2 separate regions of the Homo sapiens genome follow, and region 2 is linked to region 1. A link is an interaction called in ENCODE POLR2A ChIA-PET data of the cell type or tissue named here. Cell type or tissue: PC-9. All regions are shown on one strand. Each heading gives the region's core, and the rest is flanking DNA. Links, peaks and the distances in the headings are about the cores only. Region 1 overlaps RAI14 (retinoic acid induced 14). Region 2 has its middle 41 kb from the start of RAI14-DT.

The links. Peaks named below come from ENCODE experiments on the same cell type or tissue, not always from the same donor. Only the 100,000 strongest peaks of a DNase experiment are listed, where the experiment ranks them.
Region 2: POLR2A ChIA-PET joins it to region 1 with 19 read pairs; 3 of 35 experiments call an interaction of 5 or more read pairs at or near these places.

The regions. Positions count from the first base shown.
Region 1 is chr5:34,672,131-34,677,516 of GRCh38, reverse strand. All of the region lies in intron 1 of RAI14 (retinoic acid induced 14), which reads right to left. Among named protein-coding and RNA genes, the nearest start is that of RAI14, 18 kb to the right of the region's middle. In PC-9, for the core only: no CTCF peak of the experiment used is centred there; a DNase peak (open chromatin) is centred at 3,096; H3K27ac peaks cover 4,226 bases.
Region 2 is chr5:34,612,022-34,617,407 of GRCh38, reverse strand. No RefSeq gene overlaps it. Among named protein-coding and RNA genes, the nearest start is that of RAI14-DT, 41 kb to the left of the region's middle. In PC-9, for the core only: no CTCF peak of the experiment used is centred there; no DNase peak of the experiment used is centred there.

The sequences.
Region 1 (5,386 bases), core at 84-5,083:
GCTATGATTGTCACTACACTCCAGCCTGGGAGACAGAGTGAGACCCCATTTTAAAAAAAAAGAAACGGCCAGGTGTGGTGGCTCACGCCTGTAATCCCAGAACTTTGGAAGGGCAAGGCGGGTGCAGAAGTTCAAGACCAGCCTGGCCAACATGGCAAAACCTCGTCTCCTCTAAAAATACAAAAATGAGCCGGGTGTGGTGGTGCGCACCCATAATCCCAGCTACTGGGGAGGCTGAGGCAAAGAATCACTTGAAGCCAGGAGACAAAGGTTGCTGTGAGCTGAGATCGTGCCACTGCACTCCATCCTGCGTGACAGAGTGAAACTGTGTCTCAAAAAAAAAAAAAAAAAAAAATAGAAATGTCATAGATTTCATCCAGAGACAAGGAATATACTAACCTCACAATTATAACTTTCAGACAGGGGGATACAAAACAAAGCTGCTTTATGATTACTATCTTATAAATCTTATTTATTCAGCAAACCAGATACGTTATGAATGAATAAACAAGTAAACTTTCTTTTATGAATTAACAAAGGTACAGGTTTGTTAAAAGACTGCCCAGATAAAGTTAGGGGGGGAAAGACATAACAATAATGTCATCTTGGCAATGAATCCTTTCTAAAATACTTTAAAATCTCAGATTTTTTTCCAAGAAAATAAATGAGCACATTCTTTTTAAACCATAAATGTCATTTAGATACTGTATCATAATGATCACGTAGTAAAACTCTTTTGAGACCATTCATCTCCTATATTCACAACTTGCCTTTATCCAGGAGACGACATTTCTCTTGGAAACCAAATATATCATTCTCCTTTGAGAATAAAACCTGCCATCAACCAGGATTGATCTTAGTCTATGAATCAGCCAGAGCCAGCGGCACTGACTGACACAAAATTGGCTGTGGTTCTGGCAGCACTACTTTCTGGTCTGTCAAATCCACGACTCACATGCTCCAATAAGCCTACCAAAGAAAAGTCCCAAGGTTACCTCCTGCCCTAACTCCATTCAATTTAAAAAGCATGGCTTAATCAAAACAAGCTACCTCTGGAATATAAAAATCACTCTAGGACTAAGAAACTCCATGCAATTATCCCTTAAATCGAGGTTATTTTTAAGATGATCTCTAAAATGCTTGTCCTGTTCTGTGTTACTTATCTTTTGATGTTCATTACAATACCACCGTCTAAACACACCACCGTGTTCACCTCTGAAGAGAAAAACCACCTCACAGAGTGCCCAGCAACTGACCCCAAGTGACCGTGTATGGGTAAGCCCCTTCACATCTTCCTCCAAAGTCCATTCCTTAAGTTTCACCTATCTTGAAACCCAAAAGGGCCCATCAAGTTTAAACATAGAGATCCAATCCTCAAACATTATTGGTGAAAATGTAAAATGGTATAGTCATTGTGAAATGCAGTGTGACAATTTCTTACAAAGTTAAATGTACATTTACCACATGACTCAGCAATGCTATTCCCACCTACGAGAGAAATGAAAACATATGTCCACACAAAGACCGAATATTTATAGAAGTAGCATTTGTAATTGTGGAAAAAGTAAAACAGAAATGTTTGTCAACTAGGTAAATAATCTGTGGCAATTCCATATAATGGAATACTACCCAGCAATAAAAAGGAATAGCAAGCTGATCCATGGTGAAGCATGGATGAAGCTCAAACACATTTTGTTAAGTGAAAGTCAGACAGAAAAGACCACACATTATATGATTCCATTCCTTTTTTTTTTTCTTTTTTTTAAGAGACAGAGTCTTTCTCTGTTGCCCAGGCTGGAGTGTAGTGGCACCATCATAGCTCTCTGCAGCCTCAAACTCCTGGGCTCAAGTGATCCTCCCACCTCAGCCTCCTGAGTAGCTGGGACTACAGGTGTGCATCACCACACCCAACTAATTTTTGTATTTCTTGTAGAAACAGAGTCTCTGTGTTGCCCAGGCTGGTCTTGCACTGCTGGCCTCAAACGTTCCTCCGGCCTGTGCCTCCCAAAGTGCTGGGATTACAGGCATGAGCCACCACGCCTGGCCAGGATTCTATTTCTAAGACACATCCAGAAAAGGTAAATTTATAAAGACAAAAAGTAGATTGGTGGTTGTCCAGGGCTGGGAACGCTAACAGGAAGTAATTGCAAATGCCATAAAGGATCTTTCTGGGGTGAGGGAAATGTTCTAAAACTAGATGGTGGTGATGACAGTAAAATTCTGTTAATTTACTAAAAGTTGTTGAATTGTATACTAAAATTAGTGAATTTTACAGAAAGTAAGTTCTAACTCAGTGAAGTTGTTCTTAAAAAGATCCAGTGGCCTGGGCACGGGAGGCTCACGCCTATAATCCCAGCACTTTGGGAGGCAGGGGTGGGTGGATCACAAGGTCAAGAGATGGAGACCATCCTGGCCAACATGGTGAAACCCCATCTCTACTAAAAATACAAAAATTAGCTGGGTGTGGTGGTACATGCCTGTAGTCCCAGCTACTTGGGAAGCTGAGGCAGGAGAATCACTTGAACCCAGGAGGTGGAGGTTGCAGTGAGCTGAGATCACACCACTGGACTCAGGCCTGGTGACAAAGCGAGACTCAGTCTCAAAAAAAAAAAAAAAAAATCCAATGAAGTCTGAGCATGGTGGCTCATGCCTGTAATCCCAGCACTTTGGAAGCCCGAGATGGGCGGATCACCTGAAGTCAGGAGTTCAAGACCAGCCTGGTCAACATGGCGAAACCCCGTCTCCACTAAAAAATACAAAAATTAGCCAGGCATGGTAGCGGATGCCTGTAATCCTAGCTACTACTCGGGAGGCTGAAGCAGGAGAATCGCTTGAATCTGGGAGGCGGAGGTCGCAGTCAGGTGAGATCGCACCACTGTACTCCAGCCTGGGCAACGGAAGGAGATTCTGCCTCAAAAAAAAAAAAAAAACAAAAGATCCGATTCAAAAAGCAAAAGGGAGACCCATATACAAAGGAATTGGTTATGAAAAATATCTTTAGAGTGAGTAAGAGAACAGGTTCTATTCATGGCTATATTTAATCCCTGTTGTTAACCTAGAAAGAATGAATTGCCAGAAGTTGGCTTACTACATATTCATTGGTTCTTTGACTCAGTTTTGAAATAAGGAAACTTGGACTCTCACATTCTGGAATGTTGGAGACGTCATTTACAATGATCGCAGTGGTGTCACTTGGCTTGTGAATCTCTTTCCTTACCCAGGCATCCAGTGTCTTAATACTTTTCAGAATAAGGAATATATAAATATGTTAATGACATAGATTCTGTGAACTCTGATGCCCTAGAAGGGAGTGGAAGGAAAGTCCAGAAATTATTTCTGCTGTCCCAACTATCATATTTGGACATTACTCAAACACTGTGTATTCAAAAAAAGGATTTTTTTTTTGTCTGCAGTCCAACAGAGAGGGGGTGCTGGCTCACATGAAGGTAGGCCTCCCATTTCCTTGAGCAGAACGCTGTGGCCTGGTACTCCAGTAGTGGATCCATAAGTGGTCTGATCAACAGGGCACAGCCTTCCCTCCTACCCTCCCCACCCACTCCAACCAGGTCATTCTGGTAATAGCTACTCCCCTAGAGGTGGAAATGTCTCCTCATCAGGGCTATTCAGAGACTCTGGGGTTTTTAGAGTTGGGGGAGGGGAGGTAGACCTTCCTCTCTGGGTGAGAATTGGGAAACCAGGAGCCTGGTAGCTGCCCAAGACCCAGTTCTAGCTGGTTTGAGAGAGGGGACAGAGGCAGGGGTGGGAATGGGGTTGAGGGGTGCTGATTCCAGGGATCCCTGAGGCCCTGCTATAGCCACACTCTTTTGGCACAGGATGTGGGGTCACATAAGGCAAGGCACGCCCCTTCTAGCCTAAGCTATTTCAAGTTGGGTCTCTGACACTTGCCCTCGGGCACCAAAGTATTTGTCAGTACTCTTAGGTTGCAAGTGACAGAGACCCAACTCAGATGCCACAGTAAAAGAGGTGCCTAGATCTTCAACAGCACAATTGCAGGTTGCATTTCGGTCTGCTCAGCCCATTCCTGAAGTCAGCAGCTAAATTTACTTCACGAAGCTACAGAAGTGAAATATATAATAGGATGACCTACAATGTCCCCTTTGAATCTGCAGGTTAAGGAGGGCATGTTTATCATTCACTTGTTTGGCTATTCACTGCTTGTGGATCTGTCCTGCCCCATTGCCCTCACACAGCCTCACCTCATAAGTCCTCCATTCATTACCCTCCTCTAACATCAGTGCAGTCACTGAAGGAGACCTTGCTGGCAATTCAAGTGTGAGTCTTCTGGGCTATTTCCATTCTGAAAGTAAGTACTGCTCTTTGGGTCTCCTATAGAAACCAGGCCAACAATGAAAACAATCACAATTAACTATAAGTGAATAGCATTAAATGATTTTTAAACCCTCAAGAAATAAAAAGCCACTGTAACAGCTGGGTCTAAGAGGAAATGGTGCTTGGGGTCTGGAAATAGCATTGGACCCTATCTTCTCTGCTCTCCTGGGACTTGACTCCACAGAACTGAGGGAGTACAAAGGAGGGAAACAAGGAAGCTTGTTTCCCTTGAGTACAGGCTAAGGAGGAATAGGAAAAACAAAACCTTCAGGATAGGCAGAAACAATGTGAGAAGGACAGACGGTGGGGAAGTTTCCCTGGGGTATGGGGTGAGAAGGGGTGCTGGGGCTCAGCTGGACCAGTAGACCTCAATGCCTAATGATGAATAGCAGTTAATCCTTGAATAGTGGTGAAGGTATGATATGAAAACACACTGTCACCCTAATTTATTCTAAACAAGACACCTGGAAGAGATACCACCTAACCAAGGCATCACTCCCCAGGGGCCATGCCAGCCTGGATTTGCCACACTACAAATAGAAAAGCCCTTCAGATATTTTTCTGTCACAGAACACTGCAGGCTGTTCTATGCCTGGGCTATGGAGGCAGCTAGATCCTCCTGCCTGATAAAGACAAACTCCTGTTAACTAAATTTGAAACCCTAGACTTTCAATTTTCAACCACTTTCTGTGTGCAGGCATAAAAAGCAAACAGCACTAACATGAAGGATGGGGAATGCTTCCATTAACCAGTAAAGACTGAATATGCTCCCCCCCCACACCCCACACATATCCACAAACCTACATACCTTGCATCTAATGCAAGAGTTTTACACGGTAATAGCATTAAGGCTACTCAAGAACTTACAATTTATGAGAAAAGAAGCCTCTAATTTCTTACTCATGTCATATGCACTGAATCTTAACTAGAAGCCAAGTATACAGGTGATACAGAAATATGGACCATAGGACCCCAGCCTACAAAATCATTCAGTTTTTTTTTAAATAAAAAGTCCACATGGGTTAATGCACTTGCA
Region 2 (5,386 bases), core at 204-5,203, 60 kb after region 1:
GCCTTCTGGTGTAGTGTAGTTTGAAACATAAAACAGCACTTGAAATAAATGAGCTACAACTATGAGCAGCAATCTTTTCCCTAGCCTATGGTTTCTTATAATGATACTTAACAGGAAGGTATTTTTAGGCTTGTTACATTTGCAGAACAAAAGATGGTCACATACCTTTGGCTGAAGAATACAAGGGATGTTATTTTCTTTTTTAAATAAACATTTTGTGCAGTGTACAATGTGAATCTAGATACAGGAAAGCAAACTATTTTCTTGTAGAAAAAAACCAGGCTATATATTTAGCACCTGCTCATTTCCCAGCATGTCCCAGCAGCTATTATTTAAGGTAATAGCTCATTAATACTTTTATGTATAGGCTTTAAAAAGAGACCATTTGCAAAGTTCTTAATTCATATTATTTTATCTTGTTCTCCTAATAATACTGTGAATATTGTTATCTTTGCTTACAACTGAGGAGACTGAGACACAGATCAATTAAGTGGCATGTCCCAGACCACTCACTGGCCCTTCAGAAACAAAGACCCACAATTACACTTTCAGGCTCTGCAGTGCCAGCAGCACAAGCTCTGCCACTCACCATGTGATCTTTTTGTTAGAATTTTCTGAAACATTTAAACTGGAACAAGAGAAAGTGCTAATTACATACTGCTTTTTTCATTTTTGTTTTATTTTTATTGATACATAATATTTGTACATATTTATGCAGTACATGTGATATTTTGTTCGCTGCATAAATGCATAATAAATGTTTGAGCTTTAATTGCCACCAGAGTCTTGGTAACCACCAGGCACAGTGGCTCATGCCTGTAGTCCCCACACTTTGGGAGGCCGAGGTGGGTGGATCGCTTGAGCTCAGGAGTTCGAGACCAGCCTGGGTGACATAATGAAACCCTGTCTCTACAAAAAATACGAAAATGAGCCAGGCTTGAATCACTTGAACCCAGGAGGTGGAGCTTGCTGTGAGCCCAAATCATGCCACTGCACTCCAGCCTGGGTGACAAAGCAAGACCCTCAAAAAATAAAATAAAATAAAATAAAATAAAATAAAACGTCTTAGTAACAAATTTCTAATTTGACTTGTTAACAAATTGGCCAAGATAATACTCCCATTGGATAGTAGGCTACTAAATAATGGGAAGTTTATTTCTTTTATTTCGAAGATGTGTGAGACCCACAACTGGCCATTCTAGTGGGGTAGAGGGCAGAAAAGAGCATGATTTGATAGTTGCAAAGTTTTCCTTTCCTCTGCCCTGGTCACCCAGCAGTCTCCCTCCCTCTCTCCCTTCCTCCCTTCCTCCTCTCCTCCCTCTGGGTACCAGGAGGATAAATGGACACAGACACACTCTGGAACAATGTGGCCATAATGGCATCATTATCCTGGGATGGTAGAAGATAAGTCCTGTCTACCTGACACTCGTCTTGGCCCCATTTCAACTGCCTCTCTTGATTAGGGTCACGAATAAACTAACTTGTTTGCATTTTATAGTTGAACATACTTGATAGGACATAAGAAGGAGGCTGGTGCCAGGGTGGCTTCATAGGCGTGCTACCTGCGCAGTAGAAAAAGCCCACATGCTCAGAAAGGCCTGCACCTGATTAATGCTCTGCTCTCATCATCTTGAAATTCTCAGTAAGTTTTGACAAAGGGGCCCACGTTTCCATTTAACACCTGATCCCTTAAAATTATGTGGCTGGTCCCACTTGGTGGCTTAACGTATCAGCTTCAGAGACAGTGATCCCGCCAAGTCAGAATGCTACCAGATTCTAGGTTTCCCCAAAAAGCCTGGGGATAGGTGAATATGAGGCTAACAGATCCAAAAAAGCATGGGAGCAGGACCTAGTGGACTTAAAGCCTCATTGTGTGTGAGCAACAGAGGATGCTGTCCACCACCTGGCAGAGGGGTTCTCTCTTAGTTGAAGCCAGCGAGGCCTGATGCCCCACTCTAAATGCCAGGAAGATATGTCCTCAGGAATGCAAACTGTAGTTTCTTGATTGAGAGTGCTGCACAGGCAGACAGGAAACGGTCAATATCCAACAATCGATATCCAAACTTTGGGATTTTTTTGCCCTTTTATTTTAGAAAGCATTTTCATTTTAAAATTGTTAATCTTTTTACTCATTATAAATTACATTCAAGAAACACATTTCATTACTGATAAGCAGAAAAAAATTTAGAAATCACTCATGGTCCTACTCCCTAGAGATGATCACTGTTAATGTTTTAATGAACATATATATTTATATACACATATATGAAGAGTCATGCATTACCTAATGATGGGGATACATTCTAAGAAATGTGCCATTAGGTGATTTCATCTTTGTGCGAACATCACAGAGTGTACTTACTCATGCCTAGATGGTACAGTTGACTAAACACCCAGACTATATGGTATAGCCTATTGCTCCCAGGCTACAAAGCTGTACAGCTGCTGCTGTACTGAAGGCAATGGTAACACAGTGGTAAGTACTTGTATATCTAAACATAGAAAAGGCACAGTAAAAATACAGTATAAAAGATAAACAATGAAGCTGGGTGCAGTGTTTCACACCTGTAGTTTCAGCCTTTTTGGAGGCTGAGGTGGGAGGATTGCTTGAACCCAGGAGTTTGAGACCAGTCTGGGCAACATAGGGAGAACTTGTCTCTAAAAAAAAAAAAAAAAAAAAATTAGCCAGGCATGGTGGTACATGCCTGTGTTTCTGCCTACTTGGGAGGCTGAGGTGGAAGGATCTCTTGAGCCCAGGAGGTTGAGGCTACAGTGAGCTGTGATTGCACCACTGCACTCCAATCTGGCCAACAGAGTAGAGACCTTGTCTCAAAAACAAAACAAAAACAAAAACAAACAAACAACACAAAATCCAAAAATTAAAAATGGTACACTTGTAGGTGACACTTACCATGAATGGAGCTTGCAGGACTGGAAGTTGCTCTGGGTGAGTGAGTGAGTGAGTGAGTGAATGAGAAGTGAGTGAATGGGAAGGCCTAGGACATTACTAAACACTACTGTAGACTTTATAAACACTGTACACTTAGGCTACACTAAAGTTTATTAAAAATAGTTTCTTTCCTGGCCGGGTGCAGTGGCTCACGCCTGTAATCCCAGCACTTTGGGAGGCTGAGGCGGGTGATAACTTGAGGTAAGGAGTTTGAGACCAGTGTGGCTAACATTGTGAAACCTCGTCTCTACTAAAAATACAAAGATTAGCCAGGTGTATTGGTGGGTGCCTGTAATCCCAGCTACTTGGGAGGCTGAGGCAGGAGAGTCACTTGAACCCGGGAGGCAGAGGTTGCAGTGAGCTGAGATCATGCCACTGAACTCCAGCCTGGGTGACAGAGCAAGACTGTCTCAAAAAAACAAAAACAAGAACACAAAAACGAAAACAAAAACACACATCGCACAGCTGTACAGAAATATTTTCTTTTGTTATATCCATGTTCTATAAGCTTTCTTCTATTTGAAAATTTTATTTTTTACTTTTCAAACTTTTTTTTTTGTTAAAAGGTAAAACACAAACACCCACATTAGCCTACACCTACACAGGGGTCAGGATCATCGATATGACTGTCTTCCACCTCCACATCTTGCCCCACTGGAAGGTCTTCGGGCCAGTAACACGCATGGAGCTGCCATCTCCTCTGATAACAATGCCTTCTTCTGGAACACTCCTGAAAGACCTGCTTGAGGCAGTTTCACAGTTAACTTAAAAAAAAAATAGAAGCAGTACACTCTAAAATAATGATTAGGCCATGTGTGGTGGCTCACGCCTGTAATCCCAGCACTTTGGGAGGCCGAGGCGGAAGGATCACTTGAGGTCAGGAATTCAAGACCAGCCTGGCCAACATGGTGAAACCCTGTCTCTACTAAAAATATAAAATTAGCTGGGCATGGTGGTGGGCGCCTGTAATCTGAACTACTCAGAAAGCTGAGGCAGAAGAATCGCTTGAACCTGGGAGGCTGAGTTTGCAGTGAGCCAAGATCCCATCAATGCACTCCAACTTGGGTAACAGAGTGAAACTCCATCTCAAAAACAAATAAATAAATACATAAAATAATAAAATAATGATTAAAAGTGTAGAATAGGCTGGGCACGGTGACTCTTGCCTGTAATCCCAGCACTTTGGGAGGCTGAGGTGGGCGGATCATGAGGTCAGGAGATCAAGACCATCCTGGCTAACATGCTGAAACTCCGTCTCCACTAAAAATACAAAAAAATTAGCCGGGCATGGTGGCGGGTGCCTGTAGTCCCAGCTACTCGGGAGGCTGAGGCAGGAGAATGGCGTGAACCCGGGAGACGGAGCTTGCGGTGAGCCGAGATCGCAACGCTGCACTGCAGCCTGGGCGACAGAGCGAGACTCCGTCTCAAAAAAAAAAAAAAAAAAAAAGTGTAGAATAGTAAATACATAAACTGTAACATAGTAGTTTATCATCAAGTATTATGTGCTGTACACAATTGTATGTGTTAGACTTTTATAGAACTGGCAGCACAGTGGGTTCGTACCAGCATTGCCACAAACACATGAGTAATGCTTTGTGCTAGGACATTATCATGATTGCAACGCCACTAGGTGATAGGAATTTGCAGCCCCAGTTTAATCTTACGGGACTATCATCATATATGAGGTCCATAGTTGGCAGAAACATCATTATGCAGCATATGACTATACCTTAGAGAAAAACAAAACAAGATTATGATCTATTTCACTCTATATGGTATCACAAAGTTGCTGCTTCTTTCATTTAGGATTTTGAGAACGTGGTCCCATGTCATTACATGTTCTATTACATCACGTACAGTCTGTCAGATAATTTTAATAAAGTTTATAGCTTACCGAACTAACTCGTATGGTTTGATATTTAGACTGATTATCATTTCTTGCTATTTTAAATGGTGCTGTGACGAACAGATGTGGAGCTACCTTCAAAATTATCCGTAACTATTGCTTTAGAATAATTTTCTAGAAGTGAATTTTCTGAGTAAAAGATAGGAATGTAGTGAGAGATACTTGTCCAGTGGCCTCACAGAAATCTTGAACCAATCTCCATCCCTGTCAGCAGCGTTTATGAGTTTGGGCAGCGTTCTTAGAATCTTATGGGGACTTGGTTTTGTGGGTGGATGAGAGGTTGCAATTGAAACCTAGAAGAGGCAATTTCCTGACTGTCATGGGAGTTTCTAGAACCCCAAGTGGTCAATAAAATGGGGTGCAAATGGATGTAGTTTTTTATAATTTGTAGTCTAGTCAACCGCTGTGGGGCGAAAATTATCCTAAAGGGATTACGACCAAGAAAGAGGTTGCCCAGAGGTTCTATTAGCCTCTAATTGCACCTTATGGTTATATGTAACAGCGTGATCGCATAGTGCTGAATCAGGGTT